Linked DNA regions of Homo sapiens: region 1 is linked to region 2. Evidence: read pairs that join two places in POLR2A ChIA-PET (ENCODE). Cell type or tissue: PC-3. All regions are shown on one strand. Each heading gives the region's core, and the rest is flanking DNA. Links, peaks and the distances in the headings are about the cores only. Region 1 overlaps CEMIP2 (cell migration inducing hyaluronidase 2). Region 2 has its middle 70 kb from the start of C9orf57.

What was found. Peaks named below come from ENCODE experiments on the same cell type or tissue, not always from the same donor. Only the 100,000 strongest peaks of a DNase experiment are listed, where the experiment ranks them.
Region 1: POLR2A ChIA-PET joins it to region 2 with 7 read pairs; 3 of 35 experiments call an interaction of 5 or more read pairs at or near these places.

The regions. Positions count from the first base shown.
Region 1 is chr9:71,760,821-71,766,205 of GRCh38, reverse strand. All of the region lies in intron 1 of CEMIP2 (cell migration inducing hyaluronidase 2), which reads left to right. Among named protein-coding and RNA genes, the nearest start is that of CEMIP2, 5.0 kb to the left of the region's middle. RefSeq lists a cis regulatory region at 3,026-3,039 and an enhancer at 2,960-3,104. In PC-3, for the core only: no CTCF peak of the experiment used is centred there; a DNase peak (open chromatin) is centred at 295; H3K4me3 peaks cover 2,139 bases; H3K27ac peaks cover 2,050 bases.
Region 2 is chr9:71,987,951-71,993,335 of GRCh38, reverse strand. No RefSeq gene overlaps it. Among named protein-coding and RNA genes, the nearest start is that of C9orf57, 70 kb to the left of the region's middle. RefSeq lists an enhancer at 2,226-3,425. In PC-3, for the core only: no CTCF peak of the experiment used is centred there; DNase peaks (open chromatin) are centred at 2,705 and 5,155; H3K27ac peaks cover 1,337 bases.

The DNA of each region.
Region 1 (5,385 bases), core at 275-5,274, 230 kb after region 2:
TCCCAGCTACTCGGGAGGCTGAGGAAGGAGAATCGCTTGCACCTGGGAGGTGGAGGTTGCAGTGAGCCGAGATCGTGCCACTACACTCCAACCTAGGTGATGGGAACGAGACTCCATCTGAAAAAAAAAAAAAGAAAAAAAAGAAGAAACAATAATCACTACCAAATTCATGGTCTTAGACTCACATGGAGTGCTGTATGTAAATGTGTGCATTGTGATGTGTGCTCTAAAATATGTATGAGCATTGCATCATTCACCCACCCACCATCCATTCAGCTAGCACTTATTAATCACCTATTGTGGTCCAGACCCTCTGGAAGCAATTGCAACACCTGCTTTGTGGAGCATTCATGTTGGTAAAGAGAAGGAGTTGAAGTGGTTGCAACCCGGGAGGCCACAGGGATTGAAGATACCTGTGTCACTTGCAACTAGAGAGATGACAATCTCTGCTATTGAAGAAATGAGCCTAGCCCCGGACATAAGGAAATGAACAATTAGAAGGTCCAATAAGTGCATGTCTGGGAGAATTACGCACAGAACGCTCTAAGAAGCCAGAGAAGGAACAGTTGGGGGTGGGGGAGCAATTTTGTGAGAAATAAAATTTGTTAAATCAGACAAAATAGTAGGGACTGAAAACTAGTGTCAGAAGTACTATCTTAAAATGGTGAAGATTGGAGGACTTGAAGTCAGACTTGGATTTAAAACAAGGCTTGGCACTTGCTAAACATTTGCTGTGGGCAAATCCCCTAATCCTTCTCACGTTGTTTCTTCACCTGAAAAAGGAGTTTTAAAATGCTTTATGGGAATGTTTTGGGGATTCAATTTGAGTAAGTTTGCTATGTATTAATATATGATAAAGTACTGTACAGGCTAATGCTGTCTGGTATCAAAAGGTACTTTCAAAAGTTTTTTAAAGCTATAAATAGATATAAATCATAGCTTAATCAGGTCTCAGCTACAGATTTTCATTTTATTGGCCCTTTCCAGAATGATCTGAATCCCATCTTGAGAGCAAGTCTTTAGACTTTTAAGCTAGTTACTGTCATATGGTATTGCTCTCTTGTCCAGGCTTCTTCCCATCCCAGCCACAGGAAATCTTTTCATTTCTCTTGGATTGTGAGCATTAGTGAGAAGAATGGGCTGTCTAGTACAGTACATCAATTGAAAAGGTCTTGTCTGGTTTTGTACGGTAACATCCATTCTCCCCTCTGCCTCCCAAGCCAAGCTAGCCCTTCTGTTTTCCTCTCTCTCAATATGATGAATATGGAAAAGGAAAAAAAAAAAAAGGAAGAAAAGCTATGCATCTGCCTTTTTGAGAGTATGAAAATCCCCATTACTAGTTTTCTCCATTTGTAAAGAGGTATAATTTTCATCTAGATTGTTAAAGTCTATTCTCTCAATAGCAGCAGCTGCTGTCTAGGCGAATCTGTTAGCAATACTCGCTTTAGTTCTCCACTTGAAATGGACTTAAGCCCATCTGACATTTTAATAAATTGCCTTTGATAGAAATCCAAACTCAGATATTTAAAACTATCAAGTGAACTGTGCCCTTTTGCCAGGGGTGCGGTGGGGAGGGGGGTAATGAATGTAAATCAGTTTTCTAGACACTGCTACATATGCTGAATCTTAGCATGTCGCTTGAAGGGACCTCAAAGATAATATTAAAACAAGGAAGTTGGGACCCAGAGAGGCTAAATAATTAGGTAAGGTCATATAGTAAATTAATAGCCAAGCAGGGACAAGAACTCCTTTGTCCCTGTTTCCAGTCAGCACTTTTTTTTTTTTCTTTCTCAGATATATTCTTATTTTATTCCTGTTTGGCTTTGTTAGCAATTTAATTAGTTTAATGATCAGATAATTTGTATTTGGGCTTTGAAAGTCACTGCTTTCAGGTTTAAGGCAGACACTATGTATATTTTTTCATTGCCTACTACTTACACATGATGGTGGGGTGATGTTACTTGTAACAAATTTCTGGGAAATAAGGAACTAAGTGTAAAAATAGCATTAGCTTTACTTGTATTTTCTATAAACAGGATGGAAATTTAAAGTACTGTAGATGTGCACATTTTTTAGAAGAAGCAAGTTCCTGGAAACCCTGTTCAGATTTGGCTTGTGAATCATAGAATAAAAGCATACTAGAATATGTTTGCATGTTCTTTTTTTTCTTCTTCAAAACTTATGGCTGTAGGTCATGTTTGCTTGTTCTTTTGTTTTCCTGGTACTTGCTTTGGGAAGCCTTTAATATTGGTTGTCAGGAACTATGTTCAGCAACTATTTTATTGCATTCCTAGGATGTGCAAGGCACTGTACTGGTTGCTGTGAGCAATACAGAGATAAATTAAGCATAGGGTTTTTATTAAAATGTCTTTAAAAAAAGTGAAAGACTCATAAACTGTATGTCTTAAAACACAGAATTGCTATCTCCCAACAAATCAGTCCTTTGATCTATAAGGCAAATCTGCTTTGAAATTGTTAATATTAGGGTAACCTAGTAACCAGATTTGTAACAAGACATTTATTTTCTTTACACGGTGAAAAGTGATAAACCTTTTTACATTTGTTGTATCAAGGGTCCATTGTAGTTTGAACAATAAGTAAAAGTTCAATATTTGATAAGAATTTTATGTGAAAAGTTTGCCTGGTAGAGATTGTGGCATTCTTAATCCTCATATTTTTTAATAAGGCTTTACCACTGGTTAGAAGTGTCATTAGGATGTTGTTGCCTGAAAGAGTTGAAATTTAAGACAATCCACATTGAGCCCATGAGAAAAGAATTGACCTCTGACTGAGTTTCATGTAAGTATCTTAAAACATATGAATATCCACTATAAATTTGATATCGTGGTCAGGTCAGATTAAGTCCCCCTCCAGTGTGAAATTGTTATCGATTTGGGGGCTCTTACTTAATTATTGGTGTGCACTTTGGAGACAGCAAGCCTTCTGTTGTCTTAATGGTCTCTGTAATGGTGATTCACTTCCCTGAAGAATGAATCATTTTTTCACATACAATGAAGTTTGGAAAGTTAATTATTAACATTTTAGGAATGGGAAAGATTTAGCTTAACACAGGGACATATGCCTGATTCCTGTTTCAGGAGGAATTAGAAAAATGAGTTCTTGAGGTTTTCTTTTTTTTTTTTTTAAGTTGTGGTTTGAAAAAACATAACATTAAAAAAATATATTTTTTTGAGACAGGAGTCTCACTCTGTCACCCAGGATGGAGTGCATTGGTATGATCACAGCTCACTGCAGCCTCCACCTCCTGGGCTCAAGCTATCTTTCCACATCTCAGCCTTCTGAGTAGCTGGGAGTACAGGCATGCACCACCATGCCCAGCTAATCTTTATATTTTTTTGTAGAGATAGGGTTTCACCATGTTGCCCAGGGTGGTCTTGAACTCCTGGCCTCAAGTGATCCTCCCACCTCAGTCTCCTAAAGTGGTGGGATTACAGGCGTGAGCCACTGCACCCATACTAACATTGCTTTTTAATGCCACCAGTGCCACCACTATAAAATCAACTTTATATGAGGATTTGAAAAATATGCTTGAGCAGGGCTTGGCTGAGTCTGAGGTTGGCTTTAATCTTCAAGTGTTTTTTCTTGCCTCCTGTTAGTGCTTGCAGCACTTGGGCTTGTCACGTAGCCCCTGTTTGCCTGTTATGCTGCTGCTAGCCAGTTTTTTTTTTTTTTTTTTTTTTTGGTGACGGGGCTGGCATGGGGTCTTGTTAGGTTACCCAGGCTGGAGTGCAGTGGCTCTATAGTAGTCCTAGCACACTATAGTCTTGAACTCCTGGGCTCAAGCCATCCAACTGCCTCGGCCTCTAAGTGGATGGGACTACAGGTGCACATCATTGTTCACCTCTTCCTAGCCACAGTGTATCCCTATTCGGCTAAGTGAAGTCCAGCTGCCACTCTAGTGCTGAGTAATTACTTGTTCATTAGAAGTTCTGCCTTTTGACTCTGTAGCACCCTTGAGTCTTGAGGAACATAGAGGAAACTGTTGAGAATGTGTAAGATGGCCCTTTTGTTTGGCTTAGGTTTCACGTGGCCTAGGAGGAGAGGGACTATGACTGTTTTATATTCTGGCCTGGAACTCACCTGCAGGTGACACCCTTTCAAAGAATATGAAAGACTTCTGTAGTGTGTCACCCTCCCCTCCCTCCCATACTTTTTAGTCACTATTGGGCAACGTGTCGTCATTTAAATGGCGGAGTTCAGTGGTAGACTTTAGTTTACACATGCAAAATAAGAAAGATATTAGTAATCGTCTGGTGGTGCACATTTGGGTGAGTAAATTTGCCAGGGCTTTTAGAAAATTAAGCTCTATTCCATTCATAGGGATTTAATAAACTCAAGCAATCACCTCCTCAGCCCACCTTCTTTGCCTCAACATTCAGTTTAATTACTTGTTTACTTGTGTTGTCTCCCTACTCTTTCTACCCCCAAATGCTGGGCTGTGAGCTTCTTGAATGTAGGAACCATGTTTATTTTTTGTACTATTGGGTCTCCAGTGTCTAGCAGAACCCTTTTCTCATAAGAGATGCTCAAAGCTGACCTTGTGCCCTGTTTGAAAAGGCTTTATTCCAAGTGGTTTAAGTTATATTAAAAATAGGCTATGTGTTACAGTTGAAAGAAATAGTCAACTTGGGTTCTGGTCCTGGCCCTGCCATTGATAGAAACTTTACTATGATGCTGGATTGAACAGCCTTGGATTATTTCAGTCTGGGCATCTCATTATTCATTTGAAATATTTCTAGTGTGAAAGGCACATCAAAACATACCCCTTCTGTTTCCTATTGTCATTGCATTTTGGTATCTGTACATCACTAGATCATGAACTTTGGCAGGTCTTTGCTTGTTTTTCAAACACATCCCTGTTGTCTTTTCATTTTTCCCACCTTTCAACATTTTGCCAACATAACTTTCTTGGTTTTTTCTTCCTGAGAAGTATTTTAATGCATTGTCTTTGGCCCTCTGCAGAGAATGCAGCCCACAGGCAGTTCTGCCCTTTGCTATAACCTTAATTAAATCAGCCTCTGTCAGGACAGACTTCGACTTTGGTTCTTTCTTTGGAAGGCCAGCTGCAAGGCTGGTGACGCGCCTGCACTTGCCATTGTGTGCCTCTGCACTGCCATCCGTCACTGCCAGCAGGTTGGAAGCCTCTCTTGAATCTTCCCAGCCAGTTGAGAACAAGGGCGAAGGGGGATGGTCTAGGATCACTGGGAAGGAAGGGAGAAAAGAGAACAGCTTTTCAATAAAAAGAATTAAGGAGAAAAAGAAATATGAGAAATATTAATAGGAAAAAAGGAAACCGAAGGGAATAGAGAATGACTGGTAGGTACAACGACCTTTTTCCCTTTTTTCTAATTTTCTGGGTTGAAG
Region 2 (5,385 bases), core at 205-5,204:
TTTGCTATGGTTTTTCACGGCTATCCCTGAATGAATCTATGCTACAGAAGCCAGCATACCTGGAAGACCTGTCAGTAAACTAGACCCATTTTCCTCCATCAAGTGGTCACAGAAATCTTCCCCTGGGGCCATGTGTATGAGGTGAGGGAGGGCAGTGAAGCAGAGGACCAGGCAATGCAGGAGGCCAGGCCTCTTGCTTGTGCAGTTTGCTTCACTCATGTAGGTTCGGGAGCCAAGTAAACTGCACAAGCAGGTTGATTGCATGTATCCCACTTCCATGTGAAATGTAATAAAAGAAAAATTTCAGCCAAATTCAATTTAAAGAAGTTCAATTGAGCAATGAACAACTGGCGAATCGGGCAACCCCCAGAATCACAGCAGATTCACAGAGACTTCAGTGCAGCCACATGGTGGAAGAAGATTTATAGACAAAAAAAGGGAAATGACATACAGAAATCAGCAGTGAGGTACAGAAATAGCTGGATTGGTTACAGGTTGGTGTTTGCCTTATTTGAACACAGTTTGAACACTTAGCAGTCTATGAGTGGTTGAAGTATGGCTGCTGGAATTGGCCAAGACTCAGTTATTGTTACAGGCGCATACTCTTAAGTTAGGTTTTCAATTTTGTCTGACTATTAAGCTAGGTTACAGTTCATCCACAAGGACTCAAATATAGAAGTACGGAGTCCTTCTCAGGCCGTATTTAGTTTGCTTTAACAAATGGAATGCTGCTGCACATGTAAACAGCTTTATGGTTCAGTGGATATTCCCATGCATGGTAGGTAGTCTGGGTCATACAAACATAGGGCAGCCCATGATAAGGCTTTCAGGCTCTACCAGGGTGCAGGAGCAAGCCAGAGCCACCTTCCAACGATAATAATCACCAGCAGGTCATAAGTTTCCTATTGAGGATTGCCAGAGGCTCCATAAGACACCTCTGTTGGTCAAAGGTATTTTGAGTATCATTGAATCTGTGGGGTCAGAAGGCTCAAGTGACAAGACAGCTGGTACCACAGCCTGGATCTGCCTCAGAACCCTTTCGTGCTCTCTATCCCACTCCAAACTGTCAGCTTCGCAGCTTCCTAGGTGATGGGTTCAAGTAGTATGCACAAATGTGGCTTGTTGCCTCCAAAATCTAAAGAAGCCCCAAAAATGTTGTGCCCCCTTGTGATCAGTGCAAAGCAGGGCAAGTTACTTCTCACTCTTAGAAAGTGAGAGACTTACCCCAGGCTATTGCACCCCTCAAAACATTACACATACAGCAGGCTCCTGAATGTTCATGGACTCTATCTCCTATCCTCTGGCATGAATGTGACTTACTAAGACTTCTAGGATACTTGCTACTTTCTGTTCCCCAGTTCCAGTTAGCATTATGTCATCATTGTAAAAGATGAGAGTGACACGATGTAGGGTATCAAGTTGATTACAGGCCCTTTGGACTGTTTTATAACAGAGACCAGGAGAGTTCATGTGGCCTGGAGACAACTAAGTAAAGGTATAATGTTGCCCTGCCTTGAAAATACGAACTTCTTCTGATTTTTGTTAATTATGGAAATGGGGGAGAAAGGAATATGACAGGTCAACGACTGTAAATGGACACTAGGGCCGTATTGATTTGTTCCAGTAAAGATACTACATCCAGATCATTGTTATTTTTGCCATCACCATCTGTTTAAGTTTGCAGTGATACACAATCATTTTCCATTACCTGTCTGACTCTTACACTGGCCAAACAGGTAAGTTGAATGAGCATGTGATAAGGATCAAAGCACTGCATCTTTTAAGTGTTCAATGGTGGCACCAACCTCTGCAACTCCCCTAAGGATGGGGAATTGCTTTCAGCTTACCATCATGAAGGAGGGTGGTGGTGCGGTTCCAGGGTCTTCACTTGGCCCTTTCTACCATAGTAACTCTCGCTCCATAAATAGGTAACAAATATGGGCATCTGCCTGTTACTAAGTATATGTAGCCCCACTGTATATTTTAAGGCTGGGAAATAACCACAATGTGGATCCAAGGTCCTACTGGACCAACCGTAAGATGAACCTGGGCCCAGACTCCACCAGTTATCTGAATGGTGGACCCCACTGGCATTTTTCAGGTCTCCTAGGATAAATGTCAGTTCAGAGTAAGTATCTAGTAACTCCTGAGAGGGTGTGTTATTTCTCTTTGCTCTATGTATAGTTTCTTAAGTAAATGGCAGTAAGTTCTTCCAGGGAAGAGGAGATGGATCATTCATGATAAACAGCTATGCCTCTACTATAGCATCCGTCCTCAAAGGATCCACCCTTTCCCTCTGTTGAGGGGCTTTGGCTAAGATCTGGGACCTAAGAGGCCAAGATTTCCCATTATGTAGATTTGAGGTTTTCCCAGTATAGCCCCAATTTTTTCACCTGTATATATCAAGAAGAACTTCAGTAGTGACCACAGATTTCATTTCAAGAGATCCTATAATCATTTAGTTATTGCCACAGATGCCTGTGGGCCAAAAATCTCTAATTACCTCTGTCTCTGTGGCTTACTGTAGCTGGTGTACTCAACTGTCTTTGACAGTTAAATGCTGCCATTTGGCCTCAGGCCTCTGGGATCCCATAGTCCCATGAGATCAGAAAACCCAGTCCTTTTGCAATTTCCCCCAAGGTTATCTCTGGCCTCTCAAGGAGAGTCATCACCTTTTCAAGCAGGCTGGTATCTTCCCACTGATGCACTTCCTGCGGCTTTGGTGACAAGCAGATGAGAGGGTGGCTGAGTAGTTGTTTGTAATAGAGAAGCACTGCTCTTTGGTATGCCAGGGAAGTTCCAACATTTTGACCTAATTAACTATAGGCCATAAGCAGGTCATGAAACTGACTCAAACAAGATTGTGCATCAGAATCCCCTGGAAAGCTTGTGAAAACACAGATTCCTGCCCCCTACCCCATAACTCTGATTCGGGAGGTCTTGGGTGGGGTCTGAGAATTTGCATTTCTGAGTTCCCAGATGATGCCAACCCTGTTGTTTGGGAACACAGTGTGGAAGCCACTGTTCGATATTTCAACCTCATTATATCAGAGGCCTAGAGAAGTTTTTCTCAACCTTTAATATGCACACAAATCACCTGCGAGGCTTGTAAAATACAGAGTTTTGCTTCAGTAGGTCTGGGGTGGATTCTGAGATTCTAGGATTCCATTCAGCTCCCAGGTGATGCCACTGCTGCCGATCCACAGACCACACTGAGTTTCAAGGCTCCAGGCCATGAGTTCAAGCTCAATTAACCAAGGCCATGAGTTCAAGCTCAATTAGCAGATCATTAATGTCACTCTTGGGTGGCCCATGCAATACATTAAATCCCAACCCATCTCTGTGAGTGTGGCTCAATAAAGCCATGTATTTTTTCTCCTTGGTCTAAGATCCTTAGGATTCACTACCCCTTAAGGGCTCCCTAGGCTCCTGACAATACAGTTTCGTACAATCCCGATCTAAACTTCTTTCTGTGTACAGGCTATCACTACTCACTTCAGGACTAGCAATTCCTTTCAGTAAAGGCCTAGTAGTAATGAGGGGCAGGTGTTGGGTGGAGGGAGGTCCTGAGGGGCACTGGCCTCAGCTTGTGTGACAACTGCCCCAGGTGCAGGTATTGAAAAATTTTTATGTAGGTAAGAACTGCTTCTCTCAAATAGTGGAGGCAGAGCTCCCTCGCATAGCTAGGGAAGTCCAAGGGAGTCTGGAGTTTCAAAATTCTGCTTTACCCACATTGATCCAGCCCCTGTTTTAAGCTCCACTCCTCTACCAGTGCCCTCACCTTGGCAGAAAAGGCCTAGTGAAGTTGGTGTGCAACCCAATTAAATGTTGTTATAATGCTCAGCATTAGGAACTGGACGTGGCCCACGGTGTCATCTGCTCTGTGAGTATAGGAGACACTTCATCCTTCAAAAGCTGCCACTTCATCCTTCAAAAGCTGCCACCCAGGCTTTCTGATTATCCACTTACAATCTCAACTGCAAACTCACAGTTTCATTTTTCCTTTATTCTTCATATACTTTCTAGCACTGTCAAAAGAAGCCAGGTGGTCCCATGGTCTATATAATCATTACTAATCACCATAATGTCAGTGCCACAGTACTTGATCTTCCAATGCCTTGCCCTCTTCCTGCTCTTCATCTCATGCCCACACAGTGATAATGTGAATAACCATGATGCTGCCCTATGACAGGGGTTATCTGTGTCGCATTTACCACTGGCAAGTAAGTAAATGCACTATCCAAACCAAGATTCCCAATCTGAGTGTCTTTCTCCTGGGGCCACCTGTAGTAGCAATTTCTATGTCAGTCAAGATCCCACAGAGGCTAGATGCGGTGGCTCACACCTGTAATCCCAGCATTTTGGGAGGCCGAGACAGGTGGATCACGACGTCAGGAGTTCAAGACCAGCCTGGCTAAGATGGTGAAACCCTATCTCTACTAAAGATACAAAAATTTGCCAGGCATGGTGGCAGGCGCCTGTAATCCCAGCTACTTGGGAGGCTGAGGAAAGAGAATTGCTTGAACTCAAGTAGCAGAGGTTACAGTGAGCCGAGATCGCACCACTGCACTCCAGCCTGGGCAACAGAGTGAGACTCCATCAAAAAAGAAAAGAAAAGAAAAGAAAGGCCAGGCGTGGTGACTCACGCCTGTAATCCCAGCACTTTGGGAGGCCGAAGTGGGCGGATCACAAGGTCAGGAGATCGAGACTATCCTGGCCAACATGGTGAAACACTGTCTCTACTAAAAATACAAAAATTAGCTGGGCGTGGTGATGCATGTCTGTAATTCCAGCTACTTGGGAGGCTGAGGCAGGAGAATTGCTTGAACCAGGGAGTCGGAGGTTGCAGTGAGCTGAGATCACGCCACTGCACTCCATCCTGGTGACAGAGCGAGACTCCATCTCAAAAAAAAAAAAAAAAAGAAAAAAAATTCCAGAGAGAAATAGATGACATACTCTGGATAGCTTAAAGAGAGTTTAATAAAGGCACTATTTACAAGGATATGAGTAGGGCATAGGGAATTCGCTAAGCATGGTACCGTACCCTGGGGCTAGTAACAGCATGGCACCATTACCACTCAGCATTAATGTTAAAATAAAGATCATAAGATTGATAGAACAGACTCTTTGTGGCAATAAGATACCAAATTATAAACAGGACCTAGGCTATGCCAGGCAAGCGTTAAGTCATGCACTCCTACACTTAAAGGATAAACTGTGCTCTAACTGCCACAAGGGTTTTCTTTTTCTCTAGCAGCTAAAGAAATGCTAGTCTTGAGATAAGCAATAGTAAAAAAACGTTGCAGCTCATGCCAACCGTGACTAACTGAACCCCTGTTGCACCAGCCACAACTATAGCCTTGATTGGACAAGAGACTGGTTTCA